Regions from separate parts of the Mus musculus genome. Here region 1 is linked to region 2. A link is a contact called in ENCODE Hi-C or POLR2A ChIA-PET data. All regions are on one chromosome and are shown on one strand. Each heading gives the region's core, a stretch centred on a gene start or an enhancer-like site at or near the end of the contact. The rest is flanking DNA. Distances are from core to core; before and after follow the strand shown.

Region 1 (7,154 bases), core at 2,744-5,243, 43 kb after region 2:
TGTTCTGGGTTTCTTATCTGTGGTGAGTAGATATGTGCTGTATCTCCCCAGGGAAAATTTTGTCATACAATGGGAGTTAACATAGTATATTTATTGTTCTATTTGTTATGGCTGACATGGGTAAGTTTTTAATTTGAAATTAGGAACTATTTTAAAATGCATCACCTTTATATTTAATCTTAATAACACCTTCAGACAGGTAGGAAATTCCACAGTCAGGTAGCCCACATGGATTCTATACTACAGAATGAAATATATCTGAATATTTCTATCTCTCTATTCAGTGAAGAGCTTAGCAGGACCTTACTATGTTACAGTTTACTTAACTTGTTTTAAAATGCAATTTATTTAGCTAAAGTGTTTATTTAGATAGAATTTCAGGCATAATTTGGGAGAAAAGTAATATTCTTTTTGAGTTAATGCCACATTGAGAAAAATTTATAAATATTTAAATATGAATACAAGGAAGATGATATTACAATAGATACGTTACATGTACCCCTTGTTGTCCATGAAATTAAATAAAATTATACCAACATTCATGAGTGAAACAAAATAACCTTTATGAACTGAACTTAATATTTACCTATTTAATTCCATTTAGACCATGAATTTTTCATGAAATAGTCCTATTCGGGTATTAGTCACACCTTCCAAGAATAAATCATTCTCATGTCACCTTGGCTTCATCAAACTTTTATGAAGAAAAAAACCTCCAAGACCGTGTACCATAACGTCACATTATAAATTATATTTGATCCAGACACAATAATGACTATTAAGAGTATTTTAAAAGTAAAGAAAAATAAACCAATTTTCCATCCACCTCGGCTGAATGGAAATGTCTGGCATAGAAAGGACCCAGTCCCAGAATCCCAGTCAAAGCCAGTGGATAGCAATGATAAGGCTTCATTGTTTTTGCCACTTTTAAATCATGTTTTTCAAAGACTATTGTAGTTTTAAAATGACATCACAATATTTCTTCAAAAGAATTAATTTTTTTATTTTTTAAATTATCAAACTTATATCCTAATACTTCATTGAATAATGGCATTCTTGAGCTTCTGTCTTGGCTGTAACCACATATTGACTTGCCATTAATACTAGGTCATTTGGCATCTGTGCAAAAATACTTTTGGTGGACCGCTTAATGAAAATATTATATTGGATAAACAGTAGTGTTTTCCTGCAAAAGTTGGATCAGGAACACTAAGAGCACAAAATGACTCGGAGAAATTTTCATAATAAATGTGCCTTTCTGTCTGAATACTACCTACCTGGTAGTCACTTAGGAGGTAGCTGGACATTGAAAGCAAAAATCTCATCTTACACAGAGGCATTGAGAAGAGACCTCCACAGAAGTCTTACTCCAGTGTTAGCTGCTTTGTTTTATTGGTGCTGCCAGTTTCCTACTGTGATTAATTTATGACTTAAAATTTATCACGGGCCTGTATATGTCAGAAAAAACACAGCCTATGTAGAGTTCATTACTATGCATATTTCAGGTGCCACCTGGGAGAGTCTCAGAACTTCAAGCTGCTATAGAAATGGCTATCTTAAGCAAGCGCCCTAAGGCTTTCCCTACATACCCAGGGACAATGTTTTGTTTTGGTTTTTAAGTCAATAGAAAATGATTCCAAACTTGATGATCACTGTTACAAGGCTCTCTTGTACTTGGTAAGAAGGATAAGTGTGCAAATTGGCAGTCAAACATAGAACTTGGAAAAGACTATGATGTAGTTCCGCAAATTAAAATAAAAAACAATAACAACAACAACAAAACACCCTAGAATATGATTCAAATTTTTAGTGGCATCCCATATCTTTTTAGAACTAAAAAGTGACTAGAAGTTAGATCTAGGTAGAAAGAAAGTCTTTTTTTTTTGTTTTTTGTTTTTAAAGCTTTTAATTGTTTTACGAGGTTGGGATGATATTTCTTTGTCATGAGAGTCCATTCAGGGCAGAGAGTGTGCATACAGGGATAAAGGAAGGATTAAAGTAGAAAATACTGACAATTATGCTTAAGGACTATGAAACCAGCCCTTCTACAGCATCTCATGATTTCAAACCCCTAATTTTATTTTCCATTAAATGAAAGCAGCCATCTCATGGTAGTACTGGGTTTCAGGTCAGGACTGACTTTATAGAGTACCTTAGTTCAATTCCATAAACCTATAAATTGAAATAAAGGGCCAAATGCAAGCAATACATTTCAATCACATTATAAGTCATTAAAAAAAAAAAGTTCCTTCAATCTTTGGCCAAATTGGCCAAGACTAGATCTGGGACAGATTCCAGCCAGAGACAAAAATGCAAACTCCATACTCTCCAGTCTTTGATTCTTTTACCTTAGAGTGGATACCCTACACAGTTAATCAAATTTGAAAACTCCTTATTCATTGTCTTCATTTAACTAAATTGGTTAAGTAACTTCGAAAGTATTTAAATTAGGGGTGTGTGTGTGTGTGTGTGTGTGTGTGTGTGTGTGTCTTTCAATTTTAACCCAGTATGTATTTTTCCTATGTTAGAAACTCCGGACAGAAAAACGTCTATGAAATTGAGATCAGGCCTCCAACTCAACAAACTTTCGGGAAATGAAACTCTTGGAAATTCTCCTAAAACACTGAGGCACTCAGGCTTGGCTTTGGGATGAGAAGATACAAATAATGGCTCTGTAACTGGCCCAGCAGAACTTGAAGATATTCTTTCGTGTCCCTCAAATTGAAACAACTGACCCTAAGAAATGGCAATTTCATGCTGGAAGAAGGAAAAGACGCAGAGCCTGACACCAAGAGGGAATTTAATTTGTCTTCTGGGAAAGAGATTTCCCAGTCTTAATGCCTTCTTAGAACACCTTCCAGGGTAGGACCAAAGTCTTAAAAAATGATGGACAGTGCCACATATTAACCAAGGTTGGTTAGAATTCAGCATTTCTCAACCTGTGGGTCCTGAGCCCTTGAGGTTCAAAAGACTCTTTCACAGGGTCTCCTAATACCATCAGAAAACGCAGATATTGGCATTATGAATCATAGCAGCAACAATGTTACAGTTATGAAGTAGCAATGAAATTGATTTTATGATTGACACACACCACACTTGAGGAAATATATTAAAGGGCTATATTAGGCAGGTTGAGAACCAATGAGTTAGATATTCATGTCCCTGGCTACCTATGTACACTTTAATTTCACTTCAGGACCTCAGAGATTGACTGTCATAATGACTGGCACCTCCGTTTGGCCACACTATGGAAATCCTTTTTTTAAATATTAATTTGGCTGTTTAGTTTATTTGTTTTCCAAGAGAAGATCTCAATGTGTAACTCTGGCTGCTTTGGAACTCACTATGAAGATCAGGCTGTCCTGGAACTCAGAAACCTTCTTGCCTCTGCCTCCTGGGATTAAAGATGTGTACGCCACCACAACCAGCAAATTTATGTCAATTGGGTTCTCCAGGATGAGTTAGAGACTGTGCTGTCAATTTGGGTAACACCTTTTTACCATAGAATCAGTTCATTCGTAAGGTGTTGTAAAATACCCGTGAACATCAAGGAGTCAGTGTGAGCTCCAGACGCTTAGGAACCACGTGCCCTTTGCTTCCTTGAAGACCAGCAAAACCTCCCAAGTTAAGGTCGTCCAACCTTGGCTCATTTTCTTCACTTGGAAACTAAAAACATTCTTGGGAATGATACATAGTGAATGGCAAGTTACAAAGTGCCTGGGTCAATGGTACCATAATTAGTTATTTTCATATTACTAGTCTTTTAGAGACTTCCTAAGTGTCAGGCAAAGAGCTACACAAAGCAAGGACTATTAGTCCAGCTCGCGAGTGTGCATGTGCCAACCTGCGCCAATTTGCGCACTCCGAGGCTCCTCTGCACAGAAAGCTCCGCCCCCTAAAGCTCGCGCTAGGAAGTGGGAGTGGTCGTTCCTTTGCGAACTACAGAATCCGAGAGGCGGGCTGTGGAAATAAGGGAGTGTACTTCCGGGTCGAAGGGGCTTCGTTCCGGGAAATACAAATTTCTAGGAGTGCGGAAGTGAGGCTGGTGCCGGTGAGTCCGGTGGCTTAAACAGGCATGAAGATCACCAGGCAGAAACACGCCAAGAAGCATCTCGGCTTTTTCCGCAACAATTTCGGAGTCCGCGAGCCCTACCAGATCCTTCTGGATGGCACTTTCTGCCAGGCGGCGCTGCGGGGTCGCATCCAGCTGCGGGACCAGCTGCCCCGCTACCTTATGGGAGAGACCCAGCTGTGCACCACGAGGTGGGTCTGCGGGGCGGGGTCGCGGGTGTGGCCCAGAGTTCTCCACGGTGCCAACCAAGTCGGTTACCTTGGGCCGCGACTGACCGAAAAGTCAGGCAGATGGTACTGTGCCTTGTGAATATTCAGTTATTTCTGAGAAAAATCAGAACAGGTAACATGTGGACCTGACTTGGACTTCTGGTTCCAATTAAAACCAGCTGTGTGGTCTCAGGCAAGAAATGGTGTAGCTGTAGAGAGCATAACTTCTTCAAAGTTGATATAAAGTCACGTGAGGTATCATTTACATTGGACATTTCTCAACATCCAAAAGCTAACACCCATTCTGTGGCGGTTGTTACTTATAACCCAAAGGTTTTCAAGCCTTCCAACTGCCAGTGAGGTTTTATCTTCAATTCCTAGGAAAAGAAGTCAAGGCTGGAGATATTAAAAACTTTACCCAAGGCCATTTTTAAAGTACCAACCAAATGGCAATCACTGCTCCAGACCCTGAGGACACCTTAGTGGGCAAGACGAAGGCCTAGCCTTAGCCTTCATGGGCTGTAAAGTCAACTCCTGATGGCTGTTTTTCACTCCACATCTGTGCCTCCTCACTTCATGTAAGAGAGCACACCTAGGGTAGCACACCCGGGAGCAGGAGTGTGTGAGAGGGGTGGGCGTGGGGGGTGCGGGTGGGGGTTATTTTAAAAGGTCTCATAGAATCGATGTTCGACCCCCTCTGAGGCTTGTTTAGAACTGAGGAGGAAATGTCTGTTTTCAATGATAGAAATAGTAATGTTATTGTTTTAGAGAACTTTTGAACAAATAGAATTGGTTGATGCCTGAACCATATTTAATTTTGGGACTTGAAGATATATATTATATCTAATATTATGGGACATGAAAATAGGGAAAAGGTAAACTGAAGCTAGACCATGAATAAGAATTTTAGTAGTTTTTGTGGAATATTTATTTAAGTAAATAAATTGAGTTCAACTACAGCTTACAAATAGCCAGTTAAGGTGTTCTTTATACATTTGTCCGAGTCAAGCCGTGACGTGTGCTGTTCATGTTCTACTTTGCAGTAAACAGCCTTCCACATTTAGAATTTCTTAAGTAATGCTCTTTCCGAGTTGCAGATAACCTCAAAGTTTTAATCTCAGGCTGGAAAGATGGCTCAGTTGTTAAGCATGCTTCCTGCCCTTCCAGAGGACCTGAGATGGTTCCTAGCATCACTGTCAGGGGTCTCACAACTGCTTGTAACTCCAGCTCCAGGGGCTCCAACACCCTCTTCTGGCCTCTACAGCTAACCACCCACATATACATAAAAAAAATTTTTTTTTTTTTTGGAGTCTAGGTGATGGTTTCAAAACAGGGTTTCCCTGTGTATCCCTGGCTGCCCTGGAACTCACTTTGTATATCAGGATGGCCTTGAACTCAGAGATTCTCCTGCCTCTGCCTTCTGAAATCTGGGATTAAAGGTGTGTGGCACCACCATCACCCAGCCCAACACACACAAACTTTTAAATATGATCCCTTTAGCCTTAGGAGCTGCCTGTACAGCTTTTAACAGCCTCTGTCCCTGGATTAGCTGCTTCTGAATGTAAGTAGTTTGTTTCCTCCCACGTGCCATACCAATACTAACAGTCCCGTGCTGTGATACAACCAGGCGGGAAGTACTACATGTACATGTCATAGTTCCCCAAGGACTTCAACTACGGAGTCACTCAAGGGAGGTTACACCTGTGATACAAATACTCTGCAAGGCTGAGTCAGGAGGAGTACCATGAGTTTGAAGAAGGCCTGGCAAGAGCCATTCTCAAGGAGGAAGAAGAGAAAGGACAACAACCACTTAACTTTGGGAATTTTTGTTTTTTTTGTGGTTTGGGATTTTGTTTGTTTAGTTGGTTGGTTTTTTGTTGTTGTTGTTTTGGTTTTTTGTTTGTTTGTTTTATACAAGATTTCTCTGTGTAGCCCTGGCTGTTCTGAAACATGCTCTATAGACCAGGCTGGCCTCAAACTCAGAGATCACCTGCCTCTGCTTCTTTCTGCTTCTGCCCCTCTGCCCCTCTGCCCCTCTCTCTGCCTCTGCCTCCCAGGTGCTGAGATTAAAGGTGTGCACAACCACCACCCAGCTACTTTGGGAATTTGTCAACCAACACAAGATTGAAGACCCTGATACCCAGCATTTGCTGGTCCCAGAAAGCCCATTCTTGTTGTCCCCGTCTCTTCCCCACCTCCTCACACATCTGTTTGTCATTCTTTGCTGTTTGTCATGAAAAAACTTTAAAAAAAAATAATTCTTCTCTCAATACAATACATCCCAACTACAGTTCCCTTATTCCCTCATCCCACAAAATCCACTGTTCCTCTCTTTCTCTTCAGAAAAGGGCAGGCCTCCCAGGGATATCAACGGAACAGGGCCTAGATGAAATTAGACTAGACACAAACCCTCATCAAGACAGGAGGAGGTAACCCAACAGGTGGAAAAGAGCCCCAAGAGCAGGTGAAAGACTCAAAGACATATGTGTTCCCACTATTAGAAGTTTCACAAGACAACAAGCTACACCACCATGCTGCTTTAGTCTCTGTGAGCCAGCACCATGAACCCTGCTTAGTTGACTCTGTGGGCCATTTTCTCCTGGTCTCATCAACCATTCTGGCTCCTACAATTAAAAAAACAAACTTTTTTTTCTTATTTTTCATTTGTTTATTTTTTAAAATCAGGATTCAAACAGGATACATAAGTTGTTGTTGATTCTGTGTTAGTGATTTTTGAAGTTGTAATAGTGACCTGGAGTCCTCTTCAGTATCTGGAAGGCTCATTGTATCTGGTCCATCTGTAAGAGGTAGAGATTTGAGGATAAGTTAGAAATTTAATTCAGTTAATCATGTAGCTTTATTATACATTTGAG
Region 2 (6,359 bases), core at 487-2,986:
ATAGCAGTGAAAGACTACTTCTATGATAAAGAAAATCAGTGGAAGGAAACGCTGATGGTCCTGATGAGTAAAAATTTCATTTACTGGCATTAAGCTAACTGAAGTTTAAAGATTTCAGGTTCAAAGGCAAGACAATTTATCAAGCAAGTTAACTTCTGTGATTAGTATAATTCAGTCATTATGGCTGAAGCAGTTAAAAATAATTCCATACGTTCTTGAAGATGTTCATCAAACCACTTAGCAGTTGGGAGGGAAAGCTGAGAACCTCAGTGCCGTCTCGAAACATGAAATATGTTTCAAATGTGTATATTTATATCAAACAATAATTAATTGAATTATTCCAGTCATCCTTATAGCATTCCCTACCATATGAAGTGTAATTATGGTCTAGGCAAAAGCTATGGAGAAGTCAGATGGACCTGGTATCCGGTGGCTTTCAAGTCTCTATGCAATGGTTTTCTTGTTCTAAGATTATTCTAGCTGTTGAACTTGCACCTCCTCCAAATTTTGGCTTGGCCAGAATCTTTCTTTTAAAGAAAAAGAAAAGAAAATCTCTTTGCAATGAAAGAAATTGTGATCTAAATCATGATGACAAGAAACCTTAGCAATTTAAATAGACAAGCCTTGAAATAATATTGTGATCAAAGTATCAAGCAGCCTAATAAAACCCAGGTGCCTTCGCCTTATCATATGTGGTCCTTATTACCACGCTGCACTATTTAACCTACTTCCTGGGGTCAACAACCACTTTCTGTTATTAATTCCTTCCCATTAATGATCTGCTGAAATTACCATGTTTTCTGATAAGACAACTCTTTTTTCAAAAAGAAAATAAAAAAAGTAAAAAGTCAAAGTAAAAAGAAAGAGTGGGTTTTATTTTGAATGTTTCAGAACTGGAGCCATGATTGGCAAGCCTCAGAAACCACAGTGGCTTTGTACTATTAGCATCCATTCAAGGCTCTGCTACGTCCTAGGGAGGCAACCAGATGACCATGGTTAGTAGAGTAGAGTAAGGGCTCACACATTTTATGATAACAAGCAGCAGCGACATGAAAAGCATAAGCACACAAACCTGCTTTACAGCCCTAAGATTCAAATGAGAACGTCGCCCCGACAAAAGTGTATTATTGCTCCAAATACTTCATCCTTCAAAGGTCCCCGGCGGTACAACTTGAAAGGTCGGAGGCAATGTTCCCAGCTATAGGTACTGCTGCCTTTTAAAATGGGAACTAAATGTCTTAGGGAATTTAGGGAGCATAATTTGGTTCCAGAAAGATTTCACGACGGTGATGTTGAAGTGCCAATAGTTATTACATCCACCTCAACATTTGATTCAAGGACTTAGAGCAGCACTGGATTTTAAAAAGGAGGAAATTATTTTAATTTATCTGCCTTCTTTCACCAGCTCAACCCCACCCCCTGAAACATTGGTAAAAACAAACCATTCGGAAGACTTGGCACTAGACTAGGGTGAAGGACTGGCTGAAAACAGTGCAGTAATGCGCCCTTGTGTACCTTCTCCTCTGGGCGTGAAGGTTTTCCACGTGGCTCTGCTCTGTCCCAACCACGGGTTCCAGGCCATCCAAAGGGAAGGTGAGAGTTGGGCATGTTACAGGCCTCCATTTTACACACAGCTACCTACACTAGTCACAAAGACAGTTGCCACAGCTCAGTGTGCCACGAGTGGCACCCAGTGTTCACACAGCCTCCTTACAGCAGAGGGATCCGTTTCTTTTCTTTCATTCTGTTTGCCCAGATGGCAGAGGCAGCAGATTGGAAGCATTGCACAACATATCACTTAACCATACTGTGTACTCAGTAAAGAAGGAAATTCACATGACAGGCTTTATCAGTACTGTCTGTTTAAGTCATCTGCAAAGCAATGGATTCGAGAAAGCCTGTGCCATCAGTCAGGCACCGACTTCTTCCGTTAAATAAAACCATCTATTCGAGCTATTTGCAGATGCAGTCAGTGGCATTTAATAAGAACTTGTTCTACTCGGCTTAATCTATACTTCAGTTAGTTTCTCCATTCTGGGTAGCAATACTAGAGGCTGTGTTGACTTCCAGAGACTGTGCTCAGAATGCCTGAGCTGACTTGATTCAACCACCACTACTTTATGGTTCATGTAAAGCTTAGAGCTGCTCTGGATCTTTAACGAGTATGGTACACACACACACATAAACTTACATTTTCTGAAATCTAGGTTAAATTCAACAACCACAGACTTCAGCTATGGCAATGCTTTAAGTGAATACTGTAAGCTGATTTCAGGTCTGCACCACTCACTGACAGCGTCTCTGACAAACTAGCAGGATCAGTCCAGTTCTCTTCAACTGGATCTCCGTGCACAGGCATGTTAGCTGGAGCTCCCATCTCTAGATGCGCCACTAATTTAACCTTGTGCTTCTTTCCTCAATTCCCTACTTACCATATGATCCATATCACAAATGTGCAAACTAGCAGGGGAAACCAGAACCACAGAGAAGCTCAGTCTAGACCTCCTTTTCCATGTCTCTCAATGGAAATGTATAGTTCCCAAGTGAGAACTATTAAGTCTGCCTGTACAGTTCCCATAATTAGCTACTAGTGTTTTTTCTAGTCAACGCCCTGTAGGAGACAATCTGAAAAGAAACACATGGGTGACTCTGAAGAAAGAGCAGTCTGGCTTGCCGCTCACACCCAGAATCTGTGAAGCAATAGGAAGCACCTAGACACACTAAGGTCTGAGTATGCCGTGTCCTCTCCTTACCATCCCTTTCCTTACTGAAGCACCAGAGGAAAATCAAGGCATCGCCTCACTGTTCTTCACCTAATCCTTCACACTGTTCTAGTACCAAATTTCTACTGTTTTGAAGGTAGAACTGAGCTCGAGTTGAGTTGATAGAAATATGATAAATCAAAATAAAACATTTTAAGGAGAAATAATTCACAATACGAGGAACTTTAGTAATACACTTTAAAACTATGTAAATATAGGTGGTGGTCCATCTCCTGTCTGCAGCCCTCGCGCCGAGGAAGGAGGCAGGAGGAGAATGAGTTTGAGAAGACCCTTAGCTACAGTAAGGTTTCTAGGCAGCCTTGGCTACACGAGGCCCTGTCTCAAACAACAAACACCAAAACAACTCACTAAGCACATTTAAAGCACCGGGAGTTGCTATCAAATGAGGTGAAAAGAATAAAATACACTACTACTAATATACTACTAATACAATGCAAGAATGATCCGTTTGTAAAATTTCAAGAATAAATTATTTTGTTATATAGTAATTTTAAATCACAGAATTAATATTTATTTGTCATCCTACTTTGGATGAATGGATGAGAGACAGACAGACAGACAGACAGACAGACAGACAGACAAAATGAATCTAGCATCTTCACTTATCAGTTTTCACTTTGTCCTCTAACATCATATAACACCTAACAACTAACATCATCTCTTAGGCTTCCGTGCTTCAAGCCAAATGTGCTGCTCAAAACAGCCAAGTTCCATAAGGAGCAGACCCGTGCAGTCCTCCCCTTCCCCAACAGAACCCATAGTAAGATTCAGTAAGGATGGCTGGCAGAGGCCCAGCTGCAGCTACTGCTGTCATCCTTGCAGCCTGCTCAGGCTAACGGCAGGTCAGAAATCTCTAGAGTTCCAACTAGCTCTGCAGTCAGACTCCTACTTGCTGGCTCTAAACTTACCTGCTATAAAACACGTCTGTACAGCATCACCACCTATCTAGTTCTGTCAAATAGAAATAATGTGGACGTATCTCTGCAAAGACTGCTGAAATGAACATTCAATCCTCTCCTTATTCAAGCAGAGGCTGCCTACATGTTAAACGATGTCTAACAGTTAGATGTTAGAAAAAACAAGGGTAAATAAATGCACACAAGAGCATGGCCAGGAAGTGATTCAGGGTATATAAATCTATACTATATTAGGTCAAAATAAACACTGCTTTTGTGTTTCACTACATCAGAAAGCAGATAAAGGGTACCAACGAAGCTTGCTGGTCTCTACAAAGGTACTAAGTAAGACTCAGGTGAGAAAACAGTGAAGGTATGGAAAGCTCCCTGGGAGCAATCTCAAGCAGAAAGGTTAATTCACAACAAACGGACTTTACGTCTTATAGATTTCTCTTTGGAAAATGCAACATCCACATCAAAAACACCAAACCTAATTATAATTAGTCTAGTTATACACATACAATTTACAGGTAAGGTAATATAGTTAGTTGGAGGACTGAAATTGGTCAACATTTCTAGGCAAAATAGAAAATGAGTTGAAACTTGCTTCTTAGGAAACGGTTTATAGAAAAACAGAAATAACAGAGCCTTTGCTTACATGGTCTAATTGTGGTCTTTTGACATTTTAATTAGTGTTAAATAGTTCATTCTTAATGATTATCAGCTTGAAATTTAGTAATAATTCAAATATCTTCACCTATAGTTGTTGTGGATCAAAAGTAAAACAGTTTTTATTTAATTAAAATTTAAACCACTGGGAATGGTAATTTAAGGATTATGTTTTTAGACTTGGGAAACTTAGGAATTTTAAATACTATTTAAGTACTATATCCACCTGTAATTTTCAAATCTTACAGTATTACTTTAAGTCTGCACAAAATTCAAACAGGTTTTCCTTGGCTTCTTTCCAAACCATAGCACTTACACTTGGGGACCGCGGAGAGGACGGCGTAGAGCGCTTTCGTTTCTTTAAGCAGAAAAACCTTTCACATGGACCAGATTTTCAACAGTGCATTTTCTGCGCAATGGTGTTTCTCAACTAATTTTTAAAAAGTGAAATTTAAGACATGAAATAAACACAATGACACTGTTGAAAGTTTTAAAATGAAGCCAGATTTTGCCCACACTTTTATAGGTACTCCTAAAAAACACTTAAGAACAACAAAAAGACCTGAATATACTGAAATTTCAGTTTCACATTTAGATTTTATTTCGTATTTTCTAACCACCTTACAAGGCATATCATTTTAAAGTTTTACTCACAGTCTGAGTGATCAAAATAAGTTGGTAAGGCATTAATCTAAATTAGTTCATTGCTTTCAACGGTCACCACAAAATCATCAAATGTTTATGTTTTGACATTTCAAATAGTACCATGACTAACAACAACAAAACCAGAACTATATAAATTGTGACATGGTCTGCTGCCTAGACTTGTAAAATGAATTATTTATTAAATAGTTAAAATGTATCAAACATTTTACTAAATGTTTTATACAGAGCTATGGACTAAATGTCCACAAAGCTGAGACTAGCACAGCACACTAAGACCTGCTTATCATGGGCACGCCTCTCCAAAGCTTCGAGCCCTACATACTACAGGGGCAGCCACATCTCAAGTCAAGGAATCAGTCAAGAAACTTTCTCCAAATAAATGCCAAGTCAAATCATCACAGCAGTTTGCTCTTTATTTCTTGAGATGCCCACATTATTTACTATGTCCCACAAATGTGGATAGTTAGGATACACAAAGAATCGATCATCCTAGCAGTTGCTTAAGCATCACTTCTGTGAGGTCATCGCAAACAAGAAAGCATCCTGACATCTACTCACTCCTACCCTTCTCTCCACCTCACCCCAAATGTATCAAGTACACGCCACACATTATTTACACGCTTCTCTCCCAGCTAGAACTAGGATTTGCTATCTTTCTGTCTTTTTTCACTATCTGCACAATGTCACTTCTGCATAAATGCTGAAATAAATAACCGTGGGTAATCTTTTGTCCCTGAAATATATGTAGCATTTTATCATACTTTCACTTTATCTTTCCAACAAGCTTCAAGCATAACCCCTGAAGTGTCTAATATTTCTACCAAGAAAACTGCCTAATATTTCTACCCAAAAAGTCCTTTGTTTAAAAAAAAGATAGTTTTTTTAGAATGAATGTATTCAACAGATCATAGTGGTTACTAACAATATAGGCAAGGAAACATTAAGCAAGTATCACATCATTCTATAAAACGTCTCCATATTTCTGAAAACTACGAATCATGCTCTCTGTCCTGACCACGCTCTGAATTCTGAGGCAACACAAAGCTGAAGGAGGAGCCTCCGGTAGGTTTCTAGCAGTTCTGGCTTCAGACAACCAAGGAAGGGAGGTGACCACGCAACAAGTAATTAGACCAAGACTGTCTCTGCCATCCAGCACAGCTTTAACATTACAAATATGACGACTGAGAGCTCGCTCTCCTAGCCCAGCAGTAGAAGCAGCACCTGAGCTGCACGGGACTCCTCTGAAGCCCTCATCTCATTAAAGTGACTTTGTAATCATTTAACGAGTCCTGGGAACACTTTCTGCTTTAACTTTTATTTCGAGATAATTCTGTACTTTAAACTT

What was found. A loop is a pair of places that touch in the nucleus more often than their neighbours do. ChIA-PET counts read pairs that join two places held with the same protein, here RNA polymerase II (POLR2A).
Region 1: a loop to region 2 is called in a map of T-helper 17 cell, with 2.2 times the contacts of the local background. The contact joins the promoter of Utp23 here to the enhancer-like site in region 2. A Hi-C loop is called at or near these places in 1 of 37 maps with a recorded cell type or tissue (T-helper 17 cell). POLR2A ChIA-PET finds 5 or more read pairs at or near these places in 2 of 5 experiments (Patski and embryonic stem cell).

Annotation. Positions count from the first base shown.
Region 1 is chr15:51,873,448-51,880,601 of GRCm38, forward strand. It overlaps Utp23 (UTP23 small subunit processome component), which reads left to right and starts at 3,994. Exons shown (of 3, transcript NM_030132.5): 1 at 3,994-4,263. The coding sequence starts at 4,076.
Region 2 is chr15:51,832,537-51,838,895 of GRCm38, forward strand. The region is part of intron 2 of Eif3h (eukaryotic translation initiation factor 3, subunit H); the gene reads right to left. Among named protein-coding and RNA genes, the nearest start is that of Eif3h, 30 kb to the right of the region's middle. Within about 2 kb of position 1,737, at least 1 of the 3 ENCODE cell types and tissues checked has a DNase peak (open chromatin) inside an H3K27ac peak, as active enhancers do.